Regions from separate parts of the Homo sapiens genome. Here region 1 is linked to region 2. Evidence: read pairs that join two places in POLR2A ChIA-PET (ENCODE). Cell type or tissue: PC-3. All regions are shown on one strand. Each heading gives the region's core, and the rest is flanking DNA. Links, peaks and the distances in the headings are about the cores only. Region 1 overlaps ELOA (elongin A). Region 2 overlaps TEX46 (testis expressed 46).

Evidence for each region. ChIA-PET counts read pairs that join two places held together with the same protein. Peaks named below come from ENCODE experiments on the same cell type or tissue, not always from the same donor. Only the 100,000 strongest peaks of a DNase experiment are listed, where the experiment ranks them.
Region 1: POLR2A ChIA-PET joins it to region 2 with 5 read pairs; 2 of 35 experiments call an interaction of 5 or more read pairs at or near these places.

Annotation. Positions count from the first base shown.
Region 1 is chr1:23,749,086-23,753,475 of GRCh38, reverse strand. It overlaps ELOA (elongin A), which reads right to left. Exons shown (of 11, transcript NM_003198.3): 3 at 3,528-3,634; 4 at 1,446-2,631; 5 at 958-1,069. Among named protein-coding and RNA genes, the nearest start is that of ELOA, 7.8 kb to the right of the region's middle. In PC-3, for the core only: CTCF peaks have their summits at 1,782 and 1,985 (motif pointing right); no DNase peak of the experiment used is centred there.
Region 2 is chr1:23,010,453-23,014,842 of GRCh38, reverse strand. It overlaps TEX46 (testis expressed 46), which reads left to right. Exons shown (of 3, transcript NM_001242521.2): 2 at 798-960; 3 at 3,742-4,009. The coding sequence ends at 3,942. Among named protein-coding and RNA genes, the nearest start is that of TEX46, 3.2 kb to the left of the region's middle. RefSeq lists an enhancer at 3,283-4,390. In PC-3, for the core only: no CTCF peak of the experiment used is centred there; a DNase peak (open chromatin) is centred at 3,902; H3K4me3 peaks cover 364 bases; H3K27ac peaks cover 1,641 bases.

The DNA of each region.
Region 1 (4,390 bases), core at 290-4,289, 740 kb before region 2:
CAAAAATCCTATGTAACACATAGGATAAAGGGCTGCTAATAACAGCAGCAGCAATTTACTGAACAATTACTATGTGATAAACCCAGAGCAAAAAGGCATCACTTCTGAATTCATTAAACTGAGCCCTATGGGGCAGATACCATTATAACTCCCATTTACACAATATATACAACTAAGGTCCAAAGAAATTAAGATATTTCTCAAGGTCATATAACTTGCAGAAACCAGAGTTGGGATTCAAACCCAAGCCATCAAACTTCAGAGTCTATGCACTTAGGAAATGCATCAAAAATCTGATGTTATGGTGATAGTTTTTTTGTTTGTTTTTGAAACAGTCTTGCTCTGTCACCCAAGCTAGAGTGCAGTGATGCAATCAGAGCTCACTGCAGCCTTGAACTCCTGGGCTCAAGTGATACTCCCACCTCAGCCTACCGAGTACCTGGGATGTGCCACCATGCCTGGCTACTTTTTTTCTCTTGTAGAGACAGCATCTTGCTGTGTTGACCAGGGTGGTTTAGAACTCCTTTTTTTTGAAATAGAGTTTCCCTCTTGTCACCCAGGCTTGAGTGCAATGGCGTAATCTCGGCCCACTGCAACCTCCACCTCCCAGGTTCAAGCAATTCTCCTGCCTCAGCCTCCGGAGTAGCTGGGATTACAGGCACGCACCACCATGCCTGGCTAATTTTTGTATTTTTAGTAGAGACAGGGTTTCACCATGTTGGCCAGGCTAATCTCGAACTTCTTACCTAAGGTGATCTGCCCGCCTCGGCCTCCCAAAGTGCTGGGATTACAGGAGTGAGCCACCACGCCTGGTTGGTTTAGAACCCTTGGCCGCAAGCAATCCTCTTACCTCGGCCTCCCAAAGTGCTGGAATTATAGGTGTGAGCCACTGTACCCTGCCTTGAATGAATTTTTAAATCTTTTTCCCATTAAGAAAAAGAAGATATAGAAAATTACCTTTTCGCTTTGGCTGGAAGGAGGATATCAGCTCGAGGGAAGGCAGTGGACGGTAATTGGCCTGTATCGCGGGTAACGGGAGGTCTGGCAACACTGGCAACACATCAGGCACCTGCAGGGGACAGACCCATGGGTGGAGAGTCAGTGAGTAGAAGCACAGCTCTCTTTCCTACAGTCTATTCCCGGGAGCATTAACTGGACATCTTGCACAGGAAGATCCAGGTTGGAGGGGGCCACAGTCATGTCTGACACCACCTCAGTCAGGAAATAAATACAGATGAGCCCATCACAAGAGAATAATGCAGAAAATTCTTATTTGCGGTACCATATACCCTGACAACCAGTGAAGCCCAGAGGAAATTACTGCACACTGAAATTCAACATGCCCCCCAAAAGCAAGCTAAGGAAAACAGTGGCAGGGCAATCCTCTGAGCTCTGCAGGGCCAGGTGCTCTGGGTGGGAAGCCACCAAGGGGCTGAAGGGGTTACCTTTCTCAGCTTGGCTAAATCAGCTCCAGCCGGCTTCTCTGACTTGGTTTTGTTCACCTTGGGTAATTTCTGAACTGAGTCCAAGTTTTTACCAGTGCTTTTAGAGTCATTTTTTTTAAGTCCTTTATCTCCAAGTGCCGTGGCTGAAGTTTTCACAATCTTTTTCTTTTTCTTCCGGGGCTGGTCATAGCTGAGGTAGGATTCAAAAGACATGGTTGGCTGCTCGAATTCATCCTCCATATCTGTCTCCTCAACTTTAGGGAGGGAGCCCAGTGACTTTCTATCCAAATTAGTTTTGACTTTCCCTTCTGGAGTCTTTAGGTTGTTAGAACCCTTCTCTTTTACCTTGGGCAACAGGTCTCCTGCTCCTTTTCCTGTGTCAAAGCTGTCCAGACCTTGCTTGCTTTTGTCCAATTTGGCTTTCTCTGGGTCTCTGTGCTTTGGCTTTTTCAGGTGGTTGTCTGAAGCGGCCTCTGAGGGAGGCAAACACTTCTTCTTCAGGCTGCTGCCCTCTCTGTCCTTCTCTTTCTTTACGCCACTAGAGGGCGGTTTCTCCCTTGCATTGTCCCCTGAGGGTGGCCTTCGGTTCTCCTCTTTGGAGAGGGCCTTGTGTGATTTCTCTCTGCTCACCACAGAGGCCTTCTCATCACTCTTGGCATCCACGGGGCGTTTGTCCTTGTGGGAAGATTTGTGCTCCTTGTTTTGACTCACAACCCCTTTCCCATGGGGTTCACCCAGGTGTCGTTCTTGGCTGGCCCCGAGTCTGTCCTGAAAGGCATTGCTGTGGCCTTTCCCAGGCTTCTGGTGTGAAACAATGGGCTCCTGGTCCTCCTCCAGGGATCTGTAGTGGTCGACGTACATCTGATGAGGACTGGTACAAGATGGAGGGGATTGAACATGGCCATAATCAGAAGACTCAGGGTCTGAAGAGTAAGTTGGTGACATTCTGTGACACCTCTTTCTCTCATCTCTCCTCTCATGACCGTGAGACACTTTGTGAGGTCTCTCGAGCTCCGAGAGTTTCCTATGTTTCTTCTGCCTGTGGTCAGGGCTATAGGATCGGCTCCCCGTGGCTTTCCAGGTTTCTTGGTAGTCCCCCTCCATCTCCTCCTCCTTCTGCAGGGCATCCCGAGGGCGCTTTCGGGAATTGCTCTTCTCAAAGTCCTGTTCATCAGGCTCAGCATTTCTAAAATAAAAGAAAAAGCAGACAAAGTAGGTCTAAATCTTGCTTCTTGAGGGACAAAGTCACAGAATCTGAACTCACCAAAGAAGTGAAGATGCAGAGTTAGAAACAACAAGGTCTTAAGAAGAAGATAAGTAGGTTATGCTTAAAGATACTCAAATCTTAAAACTGGGAAAACCCAAATGAGAAATGGTGAGTTTAACCACAAGATGCAAAGATCAAATATCTCATATACATGAAAATGTGGAGATTTATTAAAACATGGGGACATGTTTAATTTGTTATATAAAATGGGGGCTGCTCACTATTTATCTAGTTCACAACTTAAAAAAATGCCATTTAAGGAGCAGTTAGAAAGAAACATACCAGGCCAGCCGCGGTGGCTCACGCCTGTAATCCCAGCACTTTGGGAGGCCGAGGCGGGCAGATCACGAGGTCAGGAGATCAAAACCATCCTATCCTGGCTAATACGGCGAAACCCTGTCTCTACTAAAAATACAAAAAATTAGCCGGGCGTGGTGGCGGGTGCCTGTGGTCCCAGCTACTCAGGAGGCTGAGGCAGGAGAATGGCGTGAACCTGGGAGGCGGAGCTTGCAGTGAGCCGAGATCACGCCACTGCACTCCAGCCTGGGCAACAGAGCGAGACTCTGTCTCAAAAAAAAAAAAAAAAAAAAAAAGAAACGTACCAAAATGTTCATAACGTTTGTCTTTGCGTGATAGAAATAGGAAATTTTGATTTCTATTTTTAATATTTTCTAATATTCTACAATGATCATGGATTATTTTTTATAATTGAGGCAAAACAATTTCAGAAGGCAAAAGAGAAATAATAAAGAAAACCTTTTCTATCTGTAAATTTAACCATGAAATTGAACAAACCTAAAGAGAAATGTTCTTACCGTTCCACAGGAACCAGCTTCTTCCACTGGGCCACTAGGTCCCTGGCAAAGCTTCCAACATGCTCGTGTTTTCGCAAGCTATTTACTGTTTTCCCAACCCCAGTCTCCTAAAATTTGACAAAGTAATTGTTAGAGGGGTCTGGAACTAGGCTAACGTTTTTCTAAAGAAATAAGGCTTTCTACTTTGAGAAACTCAACAAGCAATACTTCCTTCCTACAACATACCCTGCAAATCTTAACACTAAATTACTTTGTGTCTATGCCCCAAATCTCTAATGACACACAGTAGCAAAGCGTACCAAGTTCAGAACTTTAATAACAAGAGTGATTAGGGCAGGTGTTAGGCACTAAGATAAGAGCTTTGCATACAGTTCTGAATCAGTCTTTACAATAACCCTGTGAAGCAGGAATCAGACCCATTTTACATAGGAACAGCCTAAAGTCATAGAACTCAGATTTGAATCTGGGACTAATTGATGCCAAAGTCAATGTTCTTTTAATTCTAATTTTGAAATAAAGTCATTTAACAATATTCACCACTTTAACTAAAGTACATAATTCAGTGGTTTCCAGAACATTCACAATATTATATAACCATTATAACCATCTAATTCCAGAACATTTACATTACCCTAAAAAGAAATCCTGTTCCTCCCAATTCTCCTAGCCCCTGGCAACCACTAATCTACTTTCTGTCTATGGATTTGCCTATTCTGGACATTTCATATAAATGGAATCAGACAATATATGGCCTTTTGTGTCTGGTTTCTTTCACTTCCAAAGCCCATACTTGTAACCTTATTCTACACACTCTCCAGTGAGAAGGGAATGGGATATCATTATATAATATTTAAAGTCACACA
Region 2 (4,390 bases), core at 99-4,098:
ATAAAATAAAATAATAAAAGTTAATGTCTCCAGGAGGGAGAATTGCTTGAGGCTAGGAGTTTGAGACCAGCCTGGGCAATATAGCAAGACCTTGTCTCTAAAAAAATAATTTTTTTTTTTAATTAGCTGGGCATAGTGGCACATGCCTGTAGTCTTAGCTACTCAGGAGGCTGAGGCAGGAGGATCACTTGAGCCCAGGAGTTGGAGGCTTCAGTGAGCCACAATCACACCACTGCACTCCAACCTGGGCAACACAGTGAGACCTTGTCTCAAAAATAAAATAAAATAATAATAAATAAAAAATTAATGTCTAACTATACAGAGTCCAAAACCTAATCAATATTACATATTATATTAAACAAAGTTACCTTCCCCTAAAGTATCAGGTGACCAATAGATGGGCTAGTATAACTGTGAAAGCAGTTATGTCTAAGTTTGGATAACTTTTCTTTGCCCCTATGATGGTAGGGGCTCTGTATTGGCCATTTTTTTTGCTAGTAGCGAGGCCCAGAAGTACTGGTGAATGAATGAGGAGGCCTACATCACCTGGCTATTGTGAGGACATCATGAGATAATGCTTTCAAACTGCCTGTCAAAGAGTCTGGCACATAGTGGGTGCTTCAGACAAAGGAGGAGTTATTATTATTGTTATGCGGCAGCTGGGTGGGGGGAGGGAGCTGGCTATGACTCAGAGGAGTGGGTGGCCGTGACTCTTGTCATGGAGGGGCCTGAGGCAGGGTCCTGGGGCCTGTGTGCCTCCACGCCATAATGCTGGCAGAACTGATATTTCTCTTTAGGAGTCTCCATGGGATACTTGCCTCCGCAGGCACCATAGGAGCAGTGGCAGCTTGGCTGATGAGCTATAAGCCAGCCTTGTTTGGGTTCCTATTCCTTCTGCTGTTGCTTAGCAACTGGTTGGTCAAGTATGAACACAAGCTCACCCTCCCAGAGCCCCAGCAGGTGAGCACAAGATGGGGCTTGGCTTCAGCTCAGGGATAGGGGATATTTGCAGCTAGATTAGGTGGGTAGGGAACAGGGTAGGTGTCGAAATAATGGGGCAAGACTGGGGAATCCAAGACTGGTCTAAACCACCACTCTACAGCTTCCTCTTAGGTGGTGCTGGGTAAATCACTTCCCTCCACGAGGCCTCAGTTGCCTCACCTCAGCTGTTAAATCAGGACCACCCCAGACTCTCCTATTTCATGTTTGATGTCAACATGCTTTGGCAAGAGTAACAACTACTTTAATGTGAAAAAAATAAAAAAAATTAACATGGACGAACATAGATACGTATCTAAAATAGAATAATGAAGACAGCAGAAATGTACATAGATTATGACATCTTTCATTTAATGTTAAAAAACATGCTAGGCTGGGCGCAGTGGCTCACGCCTGCAATCCCAGCACTTTGGGAGGCCGAGGCAGGTGGATCACTTGAAGTCAGGAGTTCAAGATCAGCCTGGCCAACATGGTAACACCTCGTCTCTACTAAAAATACAAAAATTAGCTGGGTGTGGTGACACACACCTGTAATACCAGCTACTCAGGAGGCTGAGGCAGGAGAATCACCTGAACCCAGGGGACTGAGGTTGCAGTGAGCTGAGATCATGCCACTGCACTCCAGCCTGGGCAACAGAGCAAGCTTCCATCTAAAAACAAAAATAAAAAGCAAAACAGCCTGGCGCAGTGGCTCACAGCTATAATCCCTGCACTTTAGGATGCCGAGGCAGGTCAACGACCACTTGAGGCCAGGAGTTTGAGAATAGCCCAGGCAACATGAGGAAACCCCATCTCTAAAAAAAATACAAAAATGAGCCAGGCATGGTGGTGCGTGCCTGTAGTCTCAGCTACTCAGGAGACTGAGGTGGGAGAATCACCTGAGCCCGAGAAGTTGAGGCTGCAGTGAGCATGCCACTGTACTACAGCCTGGATGACAGAGTGAGACTCTGTCTCAAAAAAAAAAAAAAAAAAAAGGCAAAACAATAGCCTATCTTATTTATGGATGTGTATGTGCAGTGAAAGTATTTTAAGGCAGGATGCCTCAACCTTGGCACTATTGACATATTGGGCCAGATAATTCTCCATTGTGGGAGGCTCACCTGTCACCTGTGCATTGTTAGCTTAGCGGCCACCCCGGCCCCTACCCATGAGATGCCAAGTAGCACACCTGCCATTTCATGACAATCCAAAGTATTTCCAGATATTGCCAAATGTCCCCTGGGGAAGGCAGAATGCCTCCCATTGAGAACTACTTTATAAAGAAATGCATGGAAAAATAAATTTTAAATGCAGGATTACAGTTAAGGTGATGATATTCAGGGAGGGAGGAGGATGCTGTGGGTGTGAGAGTCCACAGGGAACTTTAGTTATATTTATGATATTTTATTTCTTAAGTTGATATGGGAATATGAGTATTTGTTGTATTATTTACCTTTTTGCATGCCTGATATGTTGAATTTTTTCAGTTAACCTTTTTTTTTTTTTATGTATTTAGTTTTTTGAGACAGGGTCTCGCTCTGTGGCCCAGGCTGGATGCAGTGGCACAACCATGGCTCACTGCAGCCTCGACCTCCCTGGGATCAGGTGATCCTTCCACCTCAGCCTCCCAAGTAGCTGGGACTACAGGTGTGCACAGGGCTAATTTTTTCTAGTTTTTGTGGAGACGGGATTTTACCATGTTTCCCAGGCTGGTTTCAAACTCCTGGGCTCAAGCGATCCTCCTGCCTCGGCCTTCGAAGGTGCTGGGATTACAGCCATGAGCCACCACACCTGGCTTAATTTTTAAACATTTTTAAAGACCATTAGTTTGTAGCTGAATCCAAAAAGAAAAAAAAAATAAGTGTTATTAACCAGGGGAGGGAGAGATGAGGATCATAGAGATAAAAGCATGTCATGAGACCATTGAGACTTCGCAGTTTGAGATCGTACTGAGCCTGACAAAATGCTCAGAGAGGCATGTTGGAAAAACGGGCTCTGGAGATAGATATATTTAGGCTAAGGGCTTTATGTCCACTGTGACTGGCAGATTAGCGGGCCATCTCATGCATTCCTATGAACCAAAGGCAAGTGGAGGACTCGGGAATTTGAGGCTGTATGATGCTGAGAAAGTGACCTCCCAAGCTGGGCCTGGTGGCTCACGCCTGTAATCCCAGCACCTTGGGAGGCCAAGGCGGGCAGATCACCTGAGGTCGGGAGTTCGAGACCAGCCTGGTCAACATGGTGAAACCCTGCCTCTATTAATAATTACAAATACAAATACAAAAATTTCTACTAATACAAAAAGTTAGCTGGGTGTGGTGGCACGTGCCTGTAATCCCAGCTACTCTGGAGGCTGAGGCAGAAGAATCGTTTGAACCCGGGAGGTGGAGGTTGCAGTGAGCCGAGATCACACCATTGCACTCCAGCCTGGGCAACAAGAGTGAAACTCAGTCTCAAAAAAAAAAAAAAAAAGAAAGTGACTTCCCGTTACTGGGTCCCAAGTCTCCACAAAATGAGGCAATGATGCTCCCCTTGCAGGCAGTTGTGAGACTCTGTTAAGATAATGTTTGTAAACCACCTGGCACAGAGCAGGTGTTCAAGCAAGGAAGGGATTATCATTATTAACCAACTTTCCCCTTTTCCTGGTGCTGGGGAGCTTAAAAGGAGGAAGAGAAACCAAAGACTTCTGAAAACGACTCCAAGAACAGCAAGGCCGTGAACACAAAAGAAGTCAATAGAACGCATGCCTGCTTTGCCCTCCAGGACGAGATCCTCCAACGGCTGTTGTTCAGTGAAATGAAGATGAAGGTCCTAGAAAATCAGATGTTCATCATATGGAATAAAATGAATCACCACGGGCGGTCAAGCAGACATCGGAATTTTCCCATGAAAAAACACAGAATGAGGAGGCATGAGTCAATTTGCCCCACCCTGTCTGACTGTACTTCGAGTTCCCCCAGCTAATGAGGCCGAGGCGGGCTGGCCTCTGCCGATGTTACCTTTTACCTCAGTAAAACCCAGTCACAGCCTATTGAATGTTCATAGTAAGTCATAACAGAAAGGTGCCTAGGAGCCAGGAAGAGGATCAGAGGCTGAAAGATTGCCTCTGGAAAAGAAATCTGTACACACCAGGTCTACCAGGTAGCACGTAGTGACACGGCCTGATGGGGCTCTAGAACCATCCCTTTCTAGAGTCTTCTATTTCAGTTGGTTCTACCCTGGTTCCTCCCTGGCCCTGTGCTGTTCACTCTGAGTCTCCCCACTCCTGCCCTAGCCCCTAGTTTCCCCTCTCATCCTGTACCCAGAGGCCGAAGCCAGCCCTGCCAAGCCTGGCTCTGACCATGTCCATTGCTCATTCTTTTTTTTTTTTTTTTTTTTGAGACAGAGTTTCGCTCTTGTCACCCAGACTGGA